Linked DNA regions of Homo sapiens: region 2 is linked to region 1. Evidence: read pairs that join two places in POLR2A ChIA-PET (ENCODE). Cell type or tissue: PC-9. All regions are shown on one strand. Links, peaks and the distances in the headings refer to the core of each region. The heading gives the core; the rest is flanking DNA. Region 1 overlaps MMP17 (matrix metallopeptidase 17). Region 2 overlaps SFSWAP (splicing factor SWAP).

Region 1 (12,094 bases), core at 2,646-7,645:
GGAGCCCCGCTCCGTGTCGGGCCCGGCCTGGCGTGGAGCCTCCGTCCTGCCGCGGCTTCCTGCTCACACTGGCGGTGCGGGGCGTCCTCTGCTGGCCCTCGGGGAACCGCGGGCCGAGCTCAGGCCCAGGGGCGGGCGGCTTCCCCGCGGGGAGGGACGAGGAGGCCGGGATCTGGGCGGGAGCGGGGACTCCTCCTCCGCCCGCTCGCCGGAGGCGCTCCCGGAGTGGACTGATATTCAGGTCTGGGCGCCAGGGACGAGAAGTGCTCCTTTGTCTCAGAGCTGCAGACAGAGCTGCACCCAGCAGGGCTGGAGCCGGGGCTGGAGGGGAGGGCCCGCCCCGGAGCGCCCCCCGTATGCACGTGAACAAGGCCGGGATTCAGGCTGCTGGGCTGCGGAGCCGGGCTTTCAGGAGCCCCCGGCGGGGACAAAAGAGCGCACTGTCCCCCCGGGGGTCCTTGGCGGGGCTGCTTGTCCTTGTGGGCCTGAGTTTTTTGTCTTTCTGTGTTTTGAGTACGACATACAGCGAGCAGCCCAGGGTCTCCACAGGCGTCCGCCTCCCTCCCGCCCCTGGTTCCTGGGCACGGATGGGACGCGGCTCTCCGTGCCTTATTTTTGCACGGTGGCACCGTGGGCCGTGCGATTGCAGCTTCGCACGCTATCTGGAGTGTCTGTGCCGGAGCCGCCCGTCTATTCACCTGGTTAAGCCAGGCTCGGCCTGCAGCCTGCTTCTGGCCAGAACTTCCCGGACTCGCGGCGAGAGTGTCTCGGGATCTGGGTCCTGGGTGGCAGTTGTGTGGTGGCAGATTTTGACAAGCTGCTCTAAAGTTTCTGCTCCATTTCTCCTCTCGGCAGCACAGCCTGTGGCTGTCATCACCGCGCCCACGGCACAGTGGCAGCTCCCTTGATCTTCTGTAGGAGGTGGGGTGGGGCGGGGCAGGTGGGGGGTACTGCTGAGGTTGTGGGATGCTGGGCCAGATGGTGCCAGGTGGCAGCCGCCCTCCATGTCCTGGCTTCTGCCGGTGGCCTCTGGGTTCCTGGCCCTCAGGACCTTGTCATCGCCCTGGCTGGGGCCAGGGTGTCCCCTCTCACCCTGCAGCTGCTCCCAGAGCTTCAGGCGAGCACCCCCAGCCAAAACCAAGACAGGCAGGAGGGTTAGACCATGGCCTGATTTCGCCATGAGAGACGTCTGACTGTCCCTTGCTCCGCGGTCCCCTTCTGACAGCCGTCTTCATGGCTCCGGGGATGTTGTTTGCCTTGGACGTGGGCTTTGCCACCCAACTAAGTGCCGGGCCTCAGTCTCCCTGTCTGCGCAATGGGGCCAGTGAGGACAGGCTGCCGTGCGATCAGCGGAGGTGCTTCCGATGGTTCAGGGACAGGAAGGGGGAAGGCTGGAGAGGATCTGGGGGGGGACGGGAAGGGGGAAGGCTGGAGAGGATCGGCGTGGGGGGACCGGAAGGGGGAAGGCTGGAGAGGATCTGGGGGGAGATGGGAAGGGGGAAGGCTGGAGAGGATCTGGGGGAGGGACCGGAAGGGGGAAGGCTGGAGAGGATCTGGGGGGTGACGGGAAGGGGGAAGGCTGGAGAGGATGGGGAGGGACCGGAAGGGGGAAGGCTGGAGAGGATCTGCGGGGGGAAGGGAAGGGGGAAGGCTGGAGAGGATCTGGGGGGGACGGGAAGGGGGAAGGCTGGAGAGGATCTGGGGGGGGACGGGAAGGGGGAAGGCTGGAGAGGATCTGGGGGGGAAGGGAAGGGGGAAGGCTGGAGAGGATCTGGGGGGGACGGGAAGGGGGAAGGCTGGAGAGGATCTGGAGGGGAAGGGAAGGGGGAAGGCTGGAGAGGATCTGGGGGGGACGGGAAGGGGGAAGGCTGGAGAGGATCGGGGGGACGGGAACGGGGAAGGCTGGAGAGGATCCGGGAGGGGGATGGGAAGGGGGAAGGCTGGAGAGGATCTTGTGGGGGAACGGGAAGGGGGAAGGCTGGAGAGGATCTGGGGGCACTGCAGGGTGTTCCCTGACACAGTGTCTTCCTGGGGGTTCCAGGGGCACTTTGCGCATGCGTGAGTTTGCCTCCTTGTTGGCAGCAGATCCCGTGGGACGCTTGCCCTGGCTGTGGACGCAGGGCAGGTGTCAGACGCATGCAGGGCGGCGTTTCTGTCACGCAGTGGGTGGGAGCCTCCTGGGCACCCGCCTCTGGGATTCGGGCCCTCCTGGGCACCCGCCTCTGGGATTCGGGCCCTCCTGGGCACCGTCTGAGTGGGACAGGACGGCAGGGACAGGACGGGGTGTGGAGCCTGGCTTCCCCTGTGGACCCTGCAGTAATAAGCAAGTCCCCTCCTCATGTTGGCCCCAAGGGCTCCACGCGATCTGGCCCACCTCCTTCTCCACCCCGCCCCCTGACTCTGTCACACCCGCTCCTCTGCGCTGTGTGTTTTCCCTGCCAAAGGGCCTTTGCACTTGCTGTCCCCACCACCGTGAGCATGTGAGCACCGCCCCACGCATCACCTGGACAGCTCCTTCCGTGTCCCCCAGGATGTTCCCTGAGCACCCATTTCATCAGCCCTCCAGCCCATCCCTCACCCCCACACAGCACAGTGGTCACAGGCGGAGACCCGGAAGCCAACAGCCTGGGCTGAGCTGAGGATACATGTCCGAACTCCCTGTGCCTCCGTGTTCTCATCTGTAAACTGGGAGTAATAAGAACACCCACTTCATAAGGTTAACCCTCAGTTGCCTGTGAGCACCTGCTTTGTGCCAGGCACCCTCCAGCAGGGACCACCCCCAGCCTTGCAGTGCCTGAGGGACATGGGCACGAATGACGTGGGCATGGTTGGGTAGTGCTGGATAACTGTTGGCTGTTAGGATCGAATAGAGCAGTTATTACTGTTCAGGACATAATGACCGCCTGAGACGCGTGTATGTGTTCAGGTGTTTGCTATTTATCTTCCTCACGATCCCGTCTTCCCCTGTGGGCAGTGGGATGGGGTCCCGCGGTCTCAGTCTCTCCCCAGTTGCTCAGACAGACGGATTCAGGGGATCTGGCAGTGTCCCTGCGGAAGAGGCTGGAGCAAGGGGGTCACTCCAACCGAGGGTCAGCCCCCAGAGGAGGCCGGTGCAGGGGAACCCCGCATGGCTGAGTGGGTCAGACGTGGTTGCTGGGACCACACCACAGCTCCATCACTGACCGTGTGCTGTGTGACCGTGGACAGGTTATCCACACTCTCTGAGCCTTAGTTTTCTCATCTGTAAAATGGGGCTGATGACACCTGCTCTCCCTGCCCCCAGGCCCCATGCAGGTTGGGTCACAGATGAGTATGGGGGTCGGGCCCTCATTCATCTGCAGGGGCCAGGCCCAGGCGCCACCACCATGGCACAGCAAGGCCACACATGCACCCGCCAGCCAGGGTGCCCTGGGCGGGAGGGGCCGTTACAACCAATCAGTGCAACCCAAAGCCCGGGGACGGGGCCTGCACTCCATAAACTCCCCAAAAACCATAAATTCCCTAAAAACCGTCAAAGGGAATTCTGTGCTGTGTGCATTACGCCCTCTTAAGGCTGGAAACAGATACGCATTGTGTCAGACAACAAGCATGGCTGAACGGTGAATCCAGAGTGGGCCTGGGCAGCTGCCTGCATCTGCGTCAGAGTCAGGGGCTGTGGGTGCCCACTTCCTGCCTGTGCCCCCCAGGGCAGGGCTCTGCCTCTGGCCTCTGTGTCCCCATCTTTGGTAATGGCCCAGCCCATGGGAGGAGCAGGAGAGCGGCCGCCTCTCCTAGGCAGCTCCAGAAATCAGCATCAGCCAGGGGGTGGCTGCCGTGGGTTGGGGCTCCCTGGAGCTCCTGGCAGCCCCCTCCCGCCTCCTCCCTCCTCCCGGCAGCCCCTCCCCCTCCCCAGTGGCCTTCTGGAAGGTTCACCCTGCTGCTGCTGCAGCACCCGCCCGCCACAGCCTCTGTTGCCCTGGAGACAGCGGTCTCCGTGGCGACAGCAGAGGGAGGACCAGGCGGCGGGTGGGCGTGGAGGGGGGCAGGTAGCAGGTTCCCAGGATCAGACGCCCCCCTGCCTGCGTGGGATCCACAGGCTCTGTAGGTACTGGGGGCAGGGGGCAGGGAGGGGGACACCTGGAGCGGGGAGTCTGGGCCCCCACCCCAGCGGCCATCCTACAGCAGGCATCCCCCTACCCACTGTGGGTGGGAGTGGGTCAGGGTAGAGGCCTGGCGGGAGAGGAGGGGTGGGGAGGGGCAGCCACATTTGCCCTGAGCTGCTGGCTGCAGTGGGGGGGTTTGCCCCAGGACTGTGCTCCAGGCCTGGTTAACCCCTACTCCCCTTAGCTAACAAGCCCACCTTGCCACCACCACCACCCCATTAGCCTGGGTCAACATTTCCAAGCCCTAGCCAGGAATCAGCCGCCCCCTCCCAGATGGACCTGAGCTGCCTGGTGAGCTGCCTGCCGCCTCTTCCCTGCAGGCTCAGGCCTCCCCACAGCCGCGCCTCCACCCACACTGGGAGCACAGGACAGGTCAGGGCTGGGCGAGGGCGCCTCGTGGGCTCAGGAGGCCCCCTGGGGCAGGTGGCCACTTCTACCTGTGTCCACCCGAAGGCTGGTGGCTCCCAAACCTGCAAGGCTTGTTCTGTTGGGGTGTCCCTGGCAAACTAGGAAGTGGTTCCCACCCTCTCACTCCAGCCCCCAAGACGGCCCCTCCCAGGATGCCTAGCCTGAGATTTGGGGCACAGCCCCCTGAGCACAAACTCGTGTTAGGTAGGAGGCACCCACCAGCCCTGCCCCACAGACCCACCACCCCCCAAGATTCGATGCCATTCTATGCTCAAATTCCAGTGCCTCTGGGGCCACAGGCGACAGTGCCTGTTTATCATGGGCGGGGCTGCCTGTCCCGGGCTGGTGCTGGGGCCCTGGTTCTATGAGTTGAAGCAGGCTGGCCGCTCACACCTGCAACTAAACCACCTGCTTCCAAACATTGGGCAACATTCCACAGCCACTGGGAGTGCTGCCTGCCAGGCCCGGCTCCACTTTCCTGAAATGCATGTGGCCTCGTGGCCAGGCTGCCCAGCTCCCTGGGGACCAGAGTGGGGGGTGCCCCAAACCGCCACCGTGAACCCCACAGAGTAAATGGGCCACTCAGTGCAGCTACCAGCCATGACCTCAGCTTATAGACGGGAAGGCTGGGGGGTGAGTTGTCCTCCCAAGGGGTCTCAGCACCTGCTGGCCCAACCCAGGCAGCAGCTGGCCTGGGTGGGAAAGGCACCTGCCTGTGTGGACCCTTCCCTGGTGAGGGGGCAGGGGGTCATCATCCAATATCATAGATGATGTGAGGAAACTCCAGAGTGCTTCCTGGAGGAGGTGACAGGCTATTGTAACCATGAGGCACAGTGGCCCTGTTGAGCTGTGATCTTAACAAAGGACTAAAAAGTGCAGAATGTGCTGATGGGCATCTCCAGCACCTACAGCGGTGACTGATCATGGGACACCCTCAGTAAACCCTGCAGGTGCAAGGTAGTGTGGGACCGGATGCTCGGGGCCAAAGATCCCCACACCCTGGAGGTCAGGGCGGAAGTGGGAGGCCAGCTTGTCAAGGCCAAGGCTGTCACCCCCAAGGCCCCTCCAGAGAAGCTGCCCACCCCAGTCATGAACGTCCACTTTGACGTCCTGTCGTGCCTATAGCTTTGGAGGGGCCCCCAGTTCTGTACACACTCTTGGCTTCCCCAAGGGGCTGAGGGGCTGGGCTGGGTCAGTAGGGTTTGGAAAGGGGGTAAAGGCACAGAGGGGGGCCCCGGGAAGGACTCAGTGCTTCCTGGAAGGGGGATCTCGGGGTGTGCAGATCCCATGTAGTGTCTTGTGAGGCCCCTCCTGGCCAGCACGGCCTGTTGCTGATGCCCCTGGGACTTCCAGGATGGTGGTGCCTCATTCCTCTGAGCACTGCCTGCTGGTGGGCAGGAGGGTTGGCCAGGACCACCCCATCACCAGCTCCTGCAGACCAGAACCTGGAGGCCCAGCAGGTGGCATAAATGAGTCACAAGCATTTTCTTTTTTCTTTTTCCTTTTTTTTTTTTTTAGGATTTCTTTAAAAAGTTATGTTTTTTTCATTTATGCATTTTTTTAGGTTAAGCCACATGAAACTACTAGTATTTATTTTAAATCAGAAATGGTCAAAAATGGGCACTTTCATATGATTTGGCCAATGAATACATGAGAGGTGGTAAATAATAGCGATTCACAAGCATTTTCTAAATGTCCAGAGAAAAAAAAAAAGACAGGTTTGCAGGCAGGGCAGAGCCCCCAGCACATCACCCCTGGCTTGTACCTTTCTGGAGCCCGCCTCACCCCTGCTGTGGTTCCCTGGGCTGGCGAGTATCCACAGGGCAGAGCAGCAGCTTCATGGCAGCCTGCAAGTGGGCACAGGCGCCATTTGGCGGTTGAAGAAACTGAAGCTAGGGGTGGAGGTAGCCCCCACAGATGGCACCCAGGCCTGCCATCCCCAGGTCCCCACGATGGCACCCAGGTCCCCACAGATGGCATCCAGGCCCCCCTGTCCCCAGGGCCCCTCCAGGGTAGCAGAGATGACTGGGGCATGGGGCCAGGGCTTGATTTATGCCCAGGTTAAAGGGCTGCCCTCATTCCTGCTCCTACTCAGCTCCGGTGTGGGTAGCCTTGCACCCACCCCAGTGGGCCCTTCAGAGCAGAGCTGTCCCCTGCGCCAGGTGCTGGTGTGAACATTTTCCACGTCCTGGCTCACGTCCTCATCACCAGCCTGCCAAGGACTCTGAGGAAGGAGCCCAGAGGGGTGGACTGCCTTGCCCCAGGCACACAGCGGGGAGGTGGCTGAGTGGGATTTGAACCTAGGCAGCCTGGCTGGAACCTGGCTTTTGTTTCTGAGACAGGGTCTCGCTCTGTTGCAGACACAGTCTGCAACTCCTGTGCTCAAACGATCCTCCCGCCTCAGCCTCCCAAAGTGCTGGGATCTCAGGCATAAGCCACAGCACCGGCCAAGCCTGGGCTCTTATCTCCCCCATGAATGTACAGCATGGCCCAATTCCTTAAACTGGTGTCTGAGCCACAGCCTTTCTCAGCTGGGGTCCCAGACCTTGGATGCTAGACTTCCCTGTCACAAGTCAGCTGAGAGCCTGCATTTGACACTGGCCACATTTAAGAGCCTTTTGAAGGTTCCCTAGCATTTTGCGGTCTCAGGAGGCGTGGGGTGGGGCAGGGTTGCCATGAGTGGTTGTACAGGTCGTGCACGGCACAAGCTCACACCATCTAAGGGACATCAGATTTATTTATTTATTCATTTTTTAGATGGAGTCTTGCTCTGTCGCCCAGGCTGGAGTGCAGTGGCACGATCTCGGCTCACTGCAAGCTCCGCCTCCTGGGTTCCCACCACTCTCCTGCCTCAGCCTCCCGAGTAGCTGGGACTACAGGCACCTGCCACCACACCCGGCTAATTTTTTGTATTTTTAGTAGAGACGGGGTTTCACCATATTAGCTAGGATGGTCTCCATCTCCTGACCTCATGATCCGCCTGCCTCGGCCTCCCAAACTGCTGGGATTACAGGCGTGAGCCACAGCACCCGGCCAGGGACATCAGGTTTATTAAGACACTTTTCCGGCAGCTGCCCAGGGAAGAGACAAGAGGTGCCTTGTGGGCAGATAGGGGGCTGGGAGGGGGCCTGCCCGGAAGCAGTGGTGGCCCGTGGCAGGCTTCTCACTGGGTAGGACCGGGCCCTCTGTTGCACCCCCTCACCCTGCTCTCTGCCCTCAGGAGTGGCTAAGCAGGTTCGGTTACCTGCCCCCGGCTGACCCCACAACAGGGCAGCTGCAGACGCAAGAGGAGCTGTCTAAGGCCATCACAGCCATGCAGCAGTTTGGTGGCCTGGAGGCCACCGGCATCCTGGGTCAGTTCTCCAGGGGGCAGCGGGAGCGCCGTGGCCCCCGTCAGGTCTGCGCCCGTCGGCCATGCCCCCTCTGATCAGGCACAGTCCCGTCTTATGCTTGAATGAACCTGGGTCCTGGCCTGGTGTAGCTCAGAGCCTGGGGCTGGTCCCCCAAAGATGACGTGGGAGGAGGGGGCGGCTCGGAGGCTGGTGCCAGAGTCAGGGCTCCCACCCTTGCGGATGCTCGGGATCCTAGGGTGGGGAGTGAGCTGGGCTAGGCTCTGAGCTCCATGCTTTCCCTGCAGACGAGGCCACCCTGGCCCTGATGAAAACCCCACGCTGCTCCCTGCCAGACCTCCCTGTCCTGACCCAGGCTCGCAGGAGACGCCAGGCTCCAGCCCCCACCAAGTGGAACAAGAGGAACCTGTCGTGGAGGTGGGTGTGTGGCCAGGGTGAGGAGCGGGGCCTCCGTGGAGGTGGGCGCGTGGCCAGGGTGAGGAACGGGGTCTCCGTGGAGGTGGGCGCGTGGCCAGGGTGGGGAACGGGGTCTCCGTGGAGGCGGGTGCGTGGCCAGGGTGAGGAACAGGGTCTCCGTGGAGGTGGGCGCGTGGCCAGGGTGGGGAACGGGGTCTCCGTGGAGGCGGGTGCGTGGCCAGGGTGAGGAGTGGGGCCCCCATGTCTCCGTGTCTGGGCCTGCTGTAGATATCCACAAACCAGGGTACTTCAGACAGCAGCAGGAGCTCTCTCCCCACTCTGGAGGCCAGGAGTCCCTGCAAAGGAGTAGGCTGGATGGTGCCCTGGGGAGGTAGAGGGAGCATCTGTCCAGGGTTCTATCCAGCTGTGCAGTTGCTGGCAGCCCTCGATGGAATCACCAGCCTCTGCCTCCACCCTGCCCTGTCCGCGCGCAGCCTCCTCTCCCGTGTCTCCAGGATGCTCCTCGGATTTAGGGCCCACCCTGATCCAGTGTGACCTCATGTCAACCCCTCATGACATCCACAAAGACCCTATTTCTTTTTTTTTTTTTGAGACAGGGTCTCACTTCGTCACCCAGGCTGGAGTGCAGTGGCGCAGTCACAGCTCACTGTGGCCCTGACATCCTGGGCTCAAGCAATCCTCCTGCCTCCGCCTCCCGAGTAGCTGGGACTGCAGGTGCATATGACCACACCCAGCTAATTTTTTTCTTTTTTTTGACACAGAGTCTCTTTCACCCAGGCTGGGGGGCGGTGTTGCAATCTTGGCTCACTACAACCTCTGTCTCCTGGGTTCAAGCAATTCTCCTGCCTCAGCCTCCCAAGTAGGTGGGATTACAGGCACGAGCCACCAGGCCCAACTAATTTTTTGTATTTTTACTAGAGACAGGGCTGGGCATGGTGGCTCACGCCTGTAATCATGGCACTTTGGGAGGCCAAGGCGGGCGGATCATTTGAGGTCAGGAGTTCGAGACCAGCCTGGCCAACATGGTGAGACCCCGTCTCTACTAAAAATACAAAAATTAGCTGGGTATGGTGATGTGTGCCTGTAATCCCTGCTATTCGGGAGGCTGAGGCAGGAGAATCACTTGAACCTGGGAGGCGGAGGCTGCAGTAAGCCAAGATTGTGCCATGGCACTCCAGCCTGGGAAACATAGTGAGACTCTGTCTGAAAAAAAATAAAAATAAAATAGTAAAGACAGGGTTTTGCCATGTTGACCAGGCTGGTCTTGAACTCTTGAGCTCGAGCAATCTGCCCACCCTGGCCTCCCAAAGTGCTGGGGTTACAAGTGTGAGCCACCACACCCAGCCAACCCTATTTCCAAACCAGGTCATATTCTAAGGTTCCGGATGGACGTGAATTTGGCGGGACACTATGTGACCCACTCACCTTCTGCTGTCCCCCGGAGTCAAAACTATCTCAGATGGGCCCTGGCTAGTGTGAGGGCTGGTGAACCGAGAGAGCCCCTTCAGTGGGGAGCAGGGGGATGGGGCAGACGGGACGCACCGTTGAGGGCCCTGGGGCTGATGGCTCCACGCGGGAGCTGACGTTTGCCTGTGGCCTGGGGGTCTCAGCCTGCCTGGGCTCTCATTTCCCTCCCTCCGTCATCTATCCCAGTGAACTACTGGAACCGCCGTGAGTGCATCGGATGACTCCTGGCGTGGGGAGGAAGGCGGAAGATGGGGGAGACCCTCATAGGGGCACCCCCGGGCTGAGGAGGGGCGTTCAGGGAACCTCGGCCTGGGGCACGTGGCCTGTTCTCCGTGACTCACTCTGGGCTGACCCCTGCCTGCAGGGTCCGGACGTTCCCACGGGACTCACCACTGGGGCACGACACGGTGCGTGCACTCATGTACTACGCCCTCAAGGTCTGGAGCGACATTGCGCCCCTGAACTTCCACGAGGTGGCGGGCAGCGCCGCCGACATCCAGATCGACTTCTCCAAGGCCGACCATAACGACGGCTACCCCTTCGACGGCCCCGGCGGCACCGTGGCCCACGCCTTCTTCCCCGGCCACCACCACACCGCCGGGGACACCCACTTTGACGATGACGAGGCCTGGACCTTCCGCTCCTCGGGTGCGTCTGGGGCAGCCCTCAGGGCAGAGTCAGGAGCCCCAGCGGCCTGTGAGGCTGAGGAGCAGCCATGGCCCCCCCATCCCCAACCCTGCGGCTGAAAACACACGCGGCTGCTCCTGAGCACGGCTGGGCATTTCCCACTAGGCCGATCTCACAGCATCTGTGCTCGGCCCGGCTGACCTCGCTGGGTGCTGGCCTGTCGGGCAGGGACACCGCTGGCTGAGCCGAGCTTGTCCTCATCACGTTCTCAGCACCTGACAGAGCAGGAGGCCTGCGAGGCCTCTGTGGCCCCGGCTCAGTGTCACTCCCGCTAAGTCCCGTTGTCTGCAGAAGTCTCAGCTCTGCAGAGGCTGTTCTGACCTCTGGACTGTAGCCTTGGGAACCATGCAGTCCTGGGAGCCCAGGCCCGTCTTGTGGGGCCAGGGGTCAGTGCCCACAGCATTGGGCCTCAGGTCATCCGACCGACACCTGGCCCCATGTAACCCAGGCCCCAGGCACAAGGTGTTATCTGTGTGGCCTTATGCAGAAAAGGTTATCAGCCGCTCCATGAATGGTACAAAGACCCCAGGCCTGGGAAGCCCAGCAGGCCCCACAGAGCCCCCAGGGGAATCGCGTTAATTCCCAGTAACCCTGCAGAATCCCTCTGGCGCAGCCGGCATCGAGGCATCCCCATGGTCACCCCAGAGCATGGTGGGGGCCTGCTGGTCCCTCCCCGCGGGGACAGGGCCCTTCTTGCCCTTAGTTCACATGGCTCCCTGTGTCCCCAGATGCCCACGGGATGGACCTGTTTGCAGTGGCTGTCCACGAGTTTGGCCACGCCATTGGGTTAAGCCATGTGGCCGCTGCACACTCCATCATGCGGCCGTACTACCAGGGCCCGGTGGGTGACCCGCTGCGCTACGGGCTCCCCTACGAGGACAAGGTGCGCGTCTGGCAGCTGTACGGTGAGTGTCTCCCCGAAGCCAGACACAGGGCCCCTGGAAGAGGGGTCAGAAACCCCAGGCACCCCTGAGCAGAGCCCCCCCGGGAGGGTTTGCTCTCCCCGCTGTTCCCTCCACGGATGGTGCCGTGCCAGCTGGGACGCTCTGGCCTGTCCACAGAGCCCACCCCTGACGTCCCCAGAGCCCCTAGATCAGAATTCCACCTCTGCGCCCCAGACACTGGTGGAGTTACGACAGGCAGGGTTGATGGCGTCCCAGGCCTGTGCAAATCACATTGCACGTCTTAAATCATCTGATCTTTGTGGCCATATAAGGTAGGACTACTGTCCCCACTTTACAGATGAGAAAACTGAGGCACCCAGAGGTATGTAGATTGCCTGGGAAACCCAAGAGTAGCCAAGTCAGGCACCAGGGACCCCTCTGCTGGGTTCACATCAGGAAGTGAGGCAGAGCCCCTGTCCTGGGAGCTGGTGCCCCGGGGAGACAGCACACGTGCATCAGAGGCCGACGCGGTCACCTCACTTATACCCAGCCCCAGCTGCCCTCCACACCGCCCACCACACCCTGCAGTAGTGCTGCCCCTGCCGCCCGGACCCTCCCGGCCTCAGCATCGTCCTTGCCGCTTCACATGCTCTGACATCCATGCATCGTTTCCACTGTAGTAAAATTCACATCCCATGCAATTCACTTTTTTGGCCGGATGCAGTGGCTCATACCTGTA
Region 2 (12,094 bases), core at 3,050-8,049, 51 kb before region 1:
CATTTGCCGATTGTGTGAAAGATTCACAGGGTGGTGTGCTGGGGGTCTTTTGTTTTATTTGTATAAGTGAAGTTTCCCATGCTAATTTGTCTCAAATGTGTAAAGTTGCAAGACAGGAGAACTCTTTAGCACTGGTTCTGGGTTTGGATTCTCTGCTCTGCACACGCACTCACCGGCACCGCACTCTGCACATACACTCACCGGTGCCACACTCTGCACACACTTCGTGTGGCACCGGTGAGCGTGTGTGCAGAGATGCAGCGACGGTGAGTGTGTGTGAAGAGGGCAGCGCGGATGAGTGTGTGTGAAGAGGGCGGCGCGGGTGAGCGTGTGTGAAGAGGGCGGCGCGGGTGAGTGTGTGTGAAGAGGGCGGCGCGGGTGGGTGTGTGTGAAGAGGGCGGCGCTGGTGCAGAATGTTTCCTCTCCACCCTCCCTCCAGGAGTCACTATTAAACCAAAGGCCTTCTTGATGAGGAGCCAGTTTTTCAGAAAGCAGGTTAACATTTCTGGCAGCAGAAATTAAAAATGTAAAAACATTTAAGAGTCACAGAATTTACATCTTGGTGAAAACCACTTTTTAAAAACAAAACAGTGGCTGACCTACAGGAGGTTGGCACAGCTTGCCCTGTTTTCAGAACCCCGTTACACCTTGGGTTCGCTGCTGAACACTGGCTGACTCTCCTCGGTTTCTCTAACGCCGCACTGACTGTGCTCATCTAGTTTTTCTTCTGGAATTGGTGTTAGCTCTTATGTTTCTGTGGGAAAAATACACATGCCTTGGGAGCTTTACGGGCTTTTTAAGTGTAATTTTACACATTTGCCTCTCTGAATATATCCTAAAAACAATATGCTTGCTTTCTTTACTTATTTATTTATTTATTCATTTATTTATTTAGAGACGGAGTTTTTGCTCTTGTTTCCCAGGTGGGAGTGCAATGGCACGATCTTGGCTCACTGCAACCTCTGCCTCCCAGGTTCAAGTGATTCTTCTGCCTCAGCCTCCCAAGTAGCTGGGATTACAGGCATGTGCCACCACGCCCAGCTAATTTTGTTTTTTTAGTAGAGATTGGGTTTCACCATGTTGGCCAGGCTGGTCTCGAACTCCTGACCTCAGGTGACCCACCCACCTCAGCCTCCCACAGTGCTGGGGTTACAGGCGTGAGCCACTGTGCCCAGCCTGCTTTCCTTATTTTTACCCTGGCCAACACTTAAAGTTTGACAAGCATTTACACTCCTCTGCAGTGAAATTGGATTTGACTCCATGATAAATCAATTTGATCTTTCACTCTACATTTTTGCGAGTGTTTTAAACGTTTCATCACTTCATACCCTTATACACGCAAAAAAGAAACCTTGCTATTTTCTAATCAAATGAACAGTTTTGCTAATATATCTTCAATTTTTGAAGGCTCCCAGGAACTTGTATTGTATATCGAAGCTTTTTAAAAATTTCTCATTTGAGGCCAGGCACAATGGCTCACACCTGAAATTCCAGTGCTTTGGGAAGCCAAGATGAGAGGATCACTTTGAGGCCTGGAGTTCAAGACTAGCTTTGGCAACATAGTGAAAACCTATCTCTACAAAATATTTTTTTTTAATTAGCCAGGCATGGCAGTGGATGCTTTGAACTCCTGAGCTCAAGCGTAGAGTCTGAGGTGGAAGGATTGCTTGAGCTGAGCTCAGGAGTTTGAGGCTGCAGTGAGCTATGATCACGCCACTGCACTCCAGCCTGGGTGACAGAGCGAGACCTTGCCTCTAAATGCAATTAAATGATTAAAATAAAAAATTTCCCACTTGAATATGTTTCTTACGACATTACATAGCTGAAGATAGGCATAAACAAGCCCTCCTAGTAACCACATTCAGTAAAATTCTTCCCAATTTTCCTTTTCTACAGGCTCAAAAGGAAGCATAATTCCTTCCTAAATCCCAAACCTTGGGGGACCGATCATTGTAAGAGCTGTTCATGGTGTTTCTTTAGCGTAAGAAATTAGCTCAGCTTTCATGTGGGGAGTTTTTGCAAACACAGCGGATGTGATGTCTGATATTTCCGGGTATCCTACCATTCACCTCTAAAGACAGGTGATGCCGTGGCCCCCAGCTTTTCCCACATTGGCATATTCAGAGCTGAAAGGCTTCACCTAACACTTGGAATTTCAGGTTTCTAAGTTGTACATCCTTTTTGTTGACTGGTCTATAGTAGAAAAGGTCATTTTACATATTATTTGAATGATTTATTTTAGAATCGATTTAGAGTTACATATTTTTGAATAATTTAGAATAGCTTTAGTTACATATTACTTCACATATGCAAATATATCTTATTATTTTTTTTTTTTTTTTTTTTTTTGAGACAGAGTCTCGCTGTCGCCTAGGCTGGAGTGCAGTGGCGCGATCTCTGCTCACTGCAAGCTCTGCCTCCCGGGTTCACACCATTCTCCTGTCTCAGCCTCCCGAGTAGCTGGGACTACAGGCGCCCGCCACCTCGCCCGGCTAATTTTTTGTATTTTTAGTAGAGACGGGGTTTCACCGTGTTAGCCAGGATGGTCTCGATCTCCTGACCTCATGATCCACCCGCCTCGGCCTCCCAAAGTGCTGGGATTACAGGCGTGAGCCACCGCGCCCGGCCTATATTATTTTTATATATTCACTGCTGACAAGTCCAAGAAGCAAAATCCTACTCATTTGTTTGTAACTTTCAGTTAAAAGAAAAAATTAAGGTAAAAGTTACCTGAGTGTGGTTTCCACCGTGATGGTAGGCTACCAATTTTAATCCGACCTACGTTTAAAACACTTTACAGCGTCAGCAGAGCAAAGTGTTTCCAGAACACTCCAATTTTTAATTAGTCTCCATGGCCAAGGAGGTAGTATCTACATACTTCTAGTTAATTTTAGTTAAATAAGGGATTTAAAAGCATTTGATTTTGCAACTGAGACAAAATATGAAGGCAAAGTGCAAGCTTATTATAAAATGAAAATAATATTATAAAACAAAACCTTCCAGGTGTTGGATTGTCTAGCAAGTTCTACCGTGGGTGCTGGCCCCTGGCATTGGTTCCCCTCCACAGGGCCAAGGGCATAGCTGGGTGCAGAGACCGGCAGTGCCGTGGTCTCTGGAGTCTGAGGACATAAGTTAAACAAGCTAGTCAAGCCCCAGATGCTTGGGAGGCAGAGGCAGGAGGATTCCTTGAGCCCAGGAGATCGAATCTAGCCTGATCAACATATTCTCTATGACAAAAGAACAAGAAGAAGAAGAAGCTGGTGGTTTCTCACCATAACCTTTTCTTGTGGAATTCTGCCTCAGCTCTTCTGGGAACAGTGAGTGCGTGTTTTATTTAGTAGGATTGCATTTTTCTAAACTGGCTGCAAACCTGCCTCCTCCATCCAAGCTCTGCCAGCAATAATCATTTCCAGGGATCCAAGTGGCTTTAAAATGCAAGTTAGAAATGGGAGGGGTGGTGATCTCCTCAGTAATATGAATTATTGGAGTATAAAAGATAACTAAATTTTAACCAAAATATTGAAAGTGTTAATGCTGTTGTTATCAGATAGAATAAACTGTTACAAACGCAGCCTCCACTCAGAATGGATCGGACTTGTCACTTGGGCCTGAACAGACCTAATTGATCATTTTTCATGACTGCTGCCAGCCCACAGTAGAATACCGCAGTTGTTAATATTTCTAATTGGGTAGGATGCTACATGGAATGTATTTTGTTTTATATATTAAATTACTAAAATTCTATATAAAATACAGAAAGTTAAGATTAGAAAGCCTTCTTACAGCACAACGAATATTTATTTAATGGCTATACTGTTCCTGTGGTTGAAGTCCCATGTATTTAGTATGTCTAAGTTATGGGCGACTCTGGATCTCCAAAGGCAAATTAGTCATGGAAGAATCTTTAGTTTTGGAAAATCACTATGTTGCTTCTCAAAAAGTATACTAGTTACGACAAGGTAGTATTTAGTGTCTTTTACATCAACATTGAGGCTGGCACGGTGGCTCACGCCTATAATCCCGGCTCTTAAGGAGGCTGATGCAGGTGGATCACCTGAGGTCAGGAGTTTAAGGCCAGCCTGGCCAACATGGTAAAACCCCATCTCTACTAAAAATACAAAAATCAGCCAGGCGTGTTGGTGTGCGCCTATAATCCCAGCTACTCGGGAGGCTGAGGCAGGAGAATTGCTTGAACCCGGGAGGTGGAGATTGCAGTGAGCCAAGATCGTGTCACTGCTCTCCAGCCTGGGCAATAGAGCAAGACTCCGTCTAAAAAAAAAAAAAAAAAAAGATTAAAGTAAAATACTTTTATTGTCTGTTTTCATTTGTATTTTGATATTGTATCTGGTTCTCTATGTTAATGGAATGAAGAAGTACTCATGTAGTTCATTTACAACCTGAAATTAAATTTTAATAAGTATCAGCTTGAAACTAAGTTTATTTTTAAAACTTTTGCTAAGATAGTCTCTTGTGTTCATTTAGTTATCTAAATGCATCTTCAGAGTTAGCCTGGGCTTCTGGGAGTTCTAGATAGATCTTTGAATGTTGTCATTTTAAGATATCTTCCAGTATAGAGAGCTATATGATAAAAATATATTTCTGGCCGGGCGTGGTGGCCCACGCCTATAATCCCAGCACTTTGGGAGGCTGAGGCAGACGGATCATGAGGTTGAGACCATCCTGGCTAACACGGTGAAACCCCGTCTCTACTAAAAATACAAAAAATTAGCCGGGCGTGGTGGTGCCTATAGTCCCAGCTGCTCAGGAAGCTGAGGCAGGAGAATGGCGTGAACCCGGGAGGCGGTGCTTGCAGTGAGCCAAGATCGCGCCACTGCACTCCATCCTGGGCAACAGAGTGAGACTCCGTCTCAAAAAAAAACATTTTATATATATATATATATATATATATATATAATTCTTTGTAGAAATTAGCTCCCTAAATACTTGGGGTTGGTGAAGGAGACTGGGGATTTGGAAGACTTTTCTTAGGAGTCTTGTTTAGCATTCAGAAGGGACTCAGGCCACACTGGGTTTCTATTTTAGGTTGAAAGTTGTGGCTCCTCACTGCCCTTTTTACCCACAATAAATTGCATAGCAAATCCGTAAAAGCGATGACTCATCTCCTAATCCTGCCCCTTAAAGGGGGAAACCAGATGCTTGCAGTTCCCCAAGTGGTAGTGTTGATCATGCCAAGGTGAGGACCGTCGTTCCATCCCTTGCAAAGTGAATCAAAGTGAATTGTAGCCAAACACAGATAAGACCAGAGGGTGTCTGCACTGAGCAGTCCAGGAAGGAGGGGAGCTGCAGTGGCTGTCACCGGGCTGGGACACGAGGAGGAATTGCAGGTGAAATCAGATCCAGTTTCAACTTGAGGAAAATTCAGCCCCGGGAGCTGCTGGTAGAGCCCAGACCTTGATGCTGAGTCATCTGCACAGAGAATTCCGTGACAGAAAGGCCGTGGGTAGAGACGTGAATGGAGGAAGTGGAGTAGATGAAATGGTTAAATGTTGGAGAAAAGAGGCTATTTATGAATATGACCACTGTCATTCAGATAAAATTTCTGGACTGTTATCATTGAAAAAAGTCTCATTATGTTTCTATTTGAAAGCAAACCATTATGCTTTTTTGAGGAAAAAAAAAAACTGTGAGTCACGTTATGCTTGCAAGTGTTTAATTCAGACCATTTCATCTTTAAGAAGGCCCCTGGTCACATTATACGGATGATTTGCTTATTAAATGGAACTCCTGTTTCTTGCACCATGTTGTGGGGTCAATATGAGAAGCCTAATTAACAGAATAAAAAGCATTAAAGCTTCTTTAGCTAAAGTCAAACTTAGAGAATTGTCTAATGGTATGTAGCCCCTCGTTCTAAGATGGGCGTTTTCCCCAGATAACTTGAAAATCTACTGGTAACAGCCACTTCCCTTTAAAGAATTCTATTACTAATAGCCATGACAAAATGGTATTGTATTTCAAAGTTAAGAATTTGCAGGCCTTAAAAACTAACTTATTTTTCCTGATTATTGAGTTTATTGTAGAATTCTACGTGTAAGCATTCCCCAGCCGCTATAGCTTTGAATAAGCAGAGCTTTTTTCAGAGTTCTGGTAGCGCCCAGCCCAGCACCTTTTATTCTGAATGTGAAGTGTGTGCCTCCGTGTCACAGAGTCACAGCCTCCCCAGGGACGCTGCGCGCGGAGCCCTGTCAGAGCAGCGCGTCAGTGACAGCGGCAGCCGAGCCAGGAAGTTATCAGGCAGCCTCGACCACCACCAGATTTGACTCCGCGAGCTCTTTTGAGGGAAAACCTGGTAAAACGTCAAGGTGTCTAACTGACCTCGCCTTTATCATCTGTTCTGTAAATCTTAGGAAAGGTCTGGGAAAAAATCAAAACGATTCTGTCCGTTAAAGGGCAGCCACTCCTGGCCCTCCAGGATGCCGGGGTCTGAGTGATCCCGAGCTGATCTGCAGAAGCACAGCCTGTGGCATTTGCGGTTTATTGTCATGAAAATGATTCAACGTAGAACTTTTTCAAATGGCAAAATCAAACCGCTCTTCTTTATATTGTTTTTGAATGAGTTGTCATGGAAACAAAATGGAAATAAATGGTGTTTTTTTTCCAGATTTGTGCTCATTGCAGGTCTTCCCAAAATAGTAGCTTTACTGAATGAACAAAGAACTAAAATGAAGGTCCCAAACTCATCGCTAAGGGGCCTCCACTAAAGAGCATCACCCCTGGAGGGGCGCGGGTCTCAGGGTCCTTGGCCGCGTGTGGATTATGTCACCACAGGAGAGGGACGAGTCCTTTCCAGGCACATGAGGAGGAGGAATCAGTGTTAATGGGTGGCTTTGCATCTGTGAAATCGCATAAACTTAAGTTAGCTGAAGCTGTCGTGAGACTGGCATTTCCAAATTGGATTGAAGGTTTCAGGCTTCATGCCAGCGCACCACAGCCTGTTCCTGAGTATCTGTGCTGAGAGGCTGTAAGATTAGTGTGAACAGGAGAAATTTCCAGGTAGGCCTCTAGCTTCATTACCGTTGGGTTTCTTACTGCCGGTATTCAGACAGGTAGACATGACTCGCTGGAGTTTGATTGCCTTTTCTTACCTCATGTTGGTAGAAACATCAATGAGCTGAAATGTATAGGGAGATAAAATGGGCAGAGGCAGGAGGAAGGAAGAGGAAGCGCCAGCCTGAGGTGGTCATGAACTGCATACTCAGACCGTGGCTCATGGGGAATTGGTTGCCATTGACCACGTGAAGCAGCTCCAGCCTCCACGCCAGTTGCATGTTGGTTAAAAGTTTGTCCTTGGTGCGATAAGTGTGTGGAACGGGAGAGAGACCATCTCTGCCTCTGAGATTGGATTCGGGTTTCAGTTCGTTGTCGGTAAAGTAGTGAAGTGTGGCAGGGGTTCTCTGAAGCCTCAGGGTCTACACAGGCACCACCCTGAGGAGCAGCCTCTGCAGACGGGGCCTGATCTCTGCCAGGGCAGTAGGAAGCATGACACGTCCCGCCAGCCAGGCCACAGAGCTGAACACTGCCTCCTCCCCTGTCCAGGTCCCGCTCCCGGTCCCCTCGGAGGAGAGCCCACTCCCCTGAGAGACGGAGGGAAGAGAGGAGTGTGCCCACTGCCTACCGCGTGAGCCGCAGCCCTGGGGCCAGTAGGAAGCGGACCCGCTCCAGGTAGGCCACTGGGTGTGCACGCAGGTGCTGGATGTGGGCCAGGTTTCCCTGGGTGGAAAGGGCGTCTGAAGGTCGGGTATCTGTGAGCAGAGCTGTGGATGACCAGAGGGAGGTGCTGAGTCCCCCACCACCCCCCCACCCCCAGTGGCATGGCCATCACTGTTGACACTTGATCACACTGAGCTCCTGTGTCTGGTGGGCGGGGGTCACTTACCCACCGGGGCTCTGCACGGCCTGGCTTCGTGTCCAGCTTTCCACTGTGCTGGTACCTCGGCTGGGTCCACATGCAGCTGCTGCCCCTCTACCTGCTGGTGGAGAGGACAGGAAGGCACAAACAGAAGGAAAATGCAAGCTTCCGGTCCTAAAGCCTCCTGGTCTCAAGGGCAGTCACTGTGGTTGCCTGGCTGCTGTGTGACGGTGACTACGGCCCAGGCTGGAGCTCCCAGGAGAGGCCACAGAGTCCTGTTGGGGCCTAGAGGGCAGGGAGCATCCATCGCTTACCTCTTGACCACTAAGGAGAGCCTGTCTTGGTTGGAGCAGGAGATGGAGGGAGGTTAGCATTCATGTTCATCAAGTAGAAGCCCCAGCCGTGGTGCCTGGCAGGGCCTCTGACAGCCCAGGGTGCCACGGGCTCACCCCTCACTCAGTGCCTGGCACTCAGTAGAGGTTCCACCTTTCACTTCAGGAAATAGGTCCACCATCTGTCCGCTCACCCCGGCTTCCAGTAGCTGTGGACGGCCACCTCCATTGGTGCCGCCAGTGAGCACTACCCTCTCGGCCGTGGGGGTGCCATCTCACGAGCGCCTCCTCTGGTTCTCACCCACTGATGTCACCACCCAGTGCCTTGCGTGGGGCAGCCGTGCATTTCCACTCTTTCCAAGCACAAGGAGCTTGTTTTGTGTCCCCATGTGGAGTTCGTGCAGCCTCCTGGCTGTGTGGGTGGACCGTGTCTGCGTCTGGAGCTACACAGAGAAGGATGGAGCATTGCACATCGTAGCCTTGAGCTTCATAACACGGCACTGCTAAGTGCATGGGGGTCAGGACACTCAGGGTCCCAGAGCCTTCCAGAGGACGAGCCTTACATTGCCAGGATCACCCACACACTGGGACCCTCCTGCTCCTGGGACGGATGGTCCCAGCCATCACCCACACTGCCTAGCCACAAGGCACACACTAGGCAGAGAGCCACAGCAGGTCCTCCCCACAGCACCCTGGGCAAGAAGACCGTGCTGCGGTTGGCCTAGTACCACGGTTCCCTCCGTTGACAAGATGTGATTTTTTTCTTAAAACAGAAAAATTAGCAAAGGAACTATAAAGCGGATAGATACCAGCAATGTTTCATGTACACCTGGCTCTGTTTATAAATTACATTTTGTTCCTTAGTAATCCTACACTGAGCATTCATGTCTGCTCTCATACAATCTGATGAAAATTAAAATGTTAGCATCCATCCCTTAAACAAGTAATTTCACATCAGAAATTCACCATCACCTTTGGTATATGTGAAGGGCATGGTTAGAAATTAATTCCGTCTCAACAGAAGAGGCCTTGCTTTGCCTTCACATTAACCTTTGCTTTAAGAGAGACCTCGTGTGAGCAAGTAGTGATTGTATCTGGAAGTAGCAGCGTCCTGATGGCCAGCCAGCACACTCAGACGCCAGACTCGCGTGACCTGCTGACATTCTCACCGAGCACTAACAGGTCACACAAGAGAAGCAAAGGGTTAGACTCAGTGCAGTGCTGAGCCCTGAGCTGCCGTGCCCAGACAGACGGAATTAAACCTGCAAACCAAAGTCTGCGGAGTGTTAAACTGTGATTCACTAGGAACTCAATAGAGGTGAATACGTGTGTAATTACTGGTTAATTTTGTATTCTTAATTACAAGCCCCCAGTTAGTCTATAAATCCAGAATATGGGTTTGGTTTTGTTTTCTTTTGGGGGCGTTTTTTTTTTTTGAGACAGGGTCTCACCCTGTTTCCCAGGCTGGAGTGCAGTGGCGTAATCACAGCTCACTGCAGCTTCTACCTCCTGGGCTCAAGCCATCCTCCCACCTCAGCCTCCTGAGTTGCTGGGGCCACAGGCTGTCACCACCATGCCTGGCTGGCTGCTCTCAAGCTCCTGGCCTCGAGTGATCAACCTGCCTCAACCTCCAAAAGTACTGGGATTGCAGACATGAGCTCCCATGCCTGGTACAGAATATGTTTTATTAGCAATCATTATATTAATCCTACAGCCAGCCCGTGTCCCTGTCTCAGAGCGGGCGTCCACTTCCTTGCTGTGGCTTAGTGCACATAATTCAGCTACCAAGTTGCTGTCACTTTAATGCTGTGACAGCACCAGACCAAACCCAGGGAAATGCCCACTACCGAGATTTGCTGCTTTTTTTCTTTTTCTTTTTTATTTTTATTTGAGATAGGGTCTCACTCCCATTGCGCTGGCTGGAGTGCAGTGGCACAATCTCAGCTCACTGCGGCCTCAACCTCCTGGGTTCAACTCGTCCTCCCACCTCAGCCTCCTGTGTAGCTGAGACTACAGGCACATGGAACCATGCCCAGCTAATTTTTTGTATTTTTAGTAGAGACAGGGTTTTGCCATGTTGCCCAGGATGGTCTCAAAATCCTGAGCTCAAGCAGTCTGCCTATCTCAGCCTCCCAAAGTGCTGGCATAAACCACCATGCCCGGCCCTGAAGGGTCATTTCTGTAAACTGATTATTGCCTGATTCTTTCACTGACTTCTCACTTGGAAACTTTTTTAACTTATAGGCAAGTTTTTAAAATAGTACAATGGGGCCAGATTCAGTAGCTCACACCTATAATCCCAGCACTTGGAGGCCAAGATAGCAGGATCACTTGAGCTCAGGAGTTGGAGGCTGTAGTGTGGGCTGTGATCGTGCCTGTGAATAGCCACTGCACCCCCCACCTGGGTAACAGAGTGAAACCCTCTCTTTCAAAAAAAAGTGTACAATAAACACCCATATGCATAAAATCTGTAGCTCAGTTCCACAAGAGCTGACATTTTGCCACATTGCTCTCTCTCACCCCTTCCCATCCCGCCCATCCCATCCACTCCCCTCCCTCCCTCCTCCGTTCGTGTGTGTATTTCATGACCTTGGCATTCCTGAGAATTCCAGGCCAGCTCCACTATAGATGGTCCCACAGTTGGGCTTCGTCTTGCTGTGTCCCCGTGGCTGGGTTCAGGGCAAATGTTTTGGCTGCGTAGGCGACATTGCGTAGCTTCCCATTGCATCACAGATCAGGACACACAGAAGTGTCCATTTGTCCCATCATTCATGATGCTAAGTTTGACCACTTGATTAAGTCTGCATCTGCCCCTTCGTCTCCCCACCAGCGAGGAATCCAGGAGGTGACACTGAAGCAGCGCGGCTCTCCTGCTCCCAGCAGCTGTCTTCTCATTTGTCTCAGCATCCCTGGGTGACCCCTGCCTGAATCAGTTCTTACACTGCTGACTGCAAAATAGTGACTTTCCCCCTCTCTTCTTCCTTCTGTGTTTATGCTGAAGACCCTGCCCCTTTGTTTAAATCTCACCGTGGACTCAGGAGCATTTTTGGTTTTGATTTTTTATTTGTTGTGTGATAATCCATTGCTATTATTATTCTATTAGATGGTGACATTGTCTCCAGTTTGGCCAGTGGCAACCCTTCCAAGTCAGTTCTGTTCTTTTGACACCTCCCATAGTTCTTTGCATTCTTGCGTTTGGTACAAGATGTTCCAGGTTTACTGGGCATTTTCCCTGCTCCAGCCCTGGAATCTACCATTTCTTCAAGGACCTCTGGTTCCTTTTAGTGAATATTTGAAAATCCAGATGTGGACGTATGAGGAATTTTTAGGAGTAAAATTTGGTACAGTGTGGAAATATATAAAACAACATTCATGAAAGTTATTTTGAGTATGTCATAAAAGTGTTTTTCAGCCAGGCACAATGGCGGGCACCTACAGCCGCAGCTACTTGGAGGGCTGAGTGGATCTCTTGAGCCTAGGAGTTCACATCCAGGGCTTTTCACAAGAATATTGACCAAATCTTCTGGTAGCACACTTCAACAAGATGTCCCGGTTATCTTATTGTAGCAAATACAATGAATGATTAGTTACAAGTTTTTCCCATTGAGTTTCTAGTACTTAACACTGCACGAGGCACATGGACAACTGTTTGTTGAGTGAGTGAATGGGAGTTCACTGCTGCAGTAAAGATCTGCCTTTATACATGAAATGTTAATTCCAGGTAGACTTTGCTAAGCGAAGGATGCATAACCTAATTCCCTAGAGCAACCACTAAAAACAAAAATGTAGCTAAAAAGCCAATAGCAGATATAAAGTAGGATTCTAGATGCTTTCTTAAATTCATGAAACAGCAGAAAAGGGCAGGTGGGGGAAAGAACAAATGGGACAAATAAAA

The links. ChIA-PET counts read pairs that join two places held together with the same protein. Peaks named below come from ENCODE experiments on the same cell type or tissue, not always from the same donor. Only the 100,000 strongest peaks of a DNase experiment are listed, where the experiment ranks them.
Region 2: POLR2A ChIA-PET joins it to region 1 with 6 read pairs; 7 of 35 experiments call an interaction of 5 or more read pairs at or near these places.

Annotation. Positions count from the first base shown.
Region 1 is chr12:131,830,425-131,842,518 of GRCh38, forward strand. MMP17 (matrix metallopeptidase 17) reads left to right here. Exons shown (of 10, transcript NM_016155.7): 2 at 7,771-7,903; 3 at 8,188-8,317; 4 at 10,149-10,432; 5 at 11,200-11,376. Among named protein-coding and RNA genes, the nearest start is that of MMP17, 8.1 kb to the left of the region's middle. RefSeq lists enhancers at 1-305, 2,138-2,747 and a silencer at 1-212. In PC-9, for the core only: CTCF peaks have their summits at 3,506, 3,712 and 5,970 (motif pointing right); a DNase peak (open chromatin) is centred at 4,921; H3K4me3 peaks cover 235 bases.
Region 2 is chr12:131,778,909-131,791,002 of GRCh38, forward strand. It overlaps SFSWAP (splicing factor SWAP), which reads left to right. Exons shown (of 18, transcript NM_004592.4): 15 at 7,555-7,680. Among named protein-coding and RNA genes, the nearest start is that of MMP17, 43 kb to the right of the region's middle. RefSeq lists enhancers at 5,799-6,998, 8,454-8,954. In PC-9, for the core only: no CTCF peak of the experiment used is centred there; a DNase peak (open chromatin) is centred at 5,273; H3K4me3 peaks cover 1,525 bases; H3K27ac peaks cover 2,592 bases.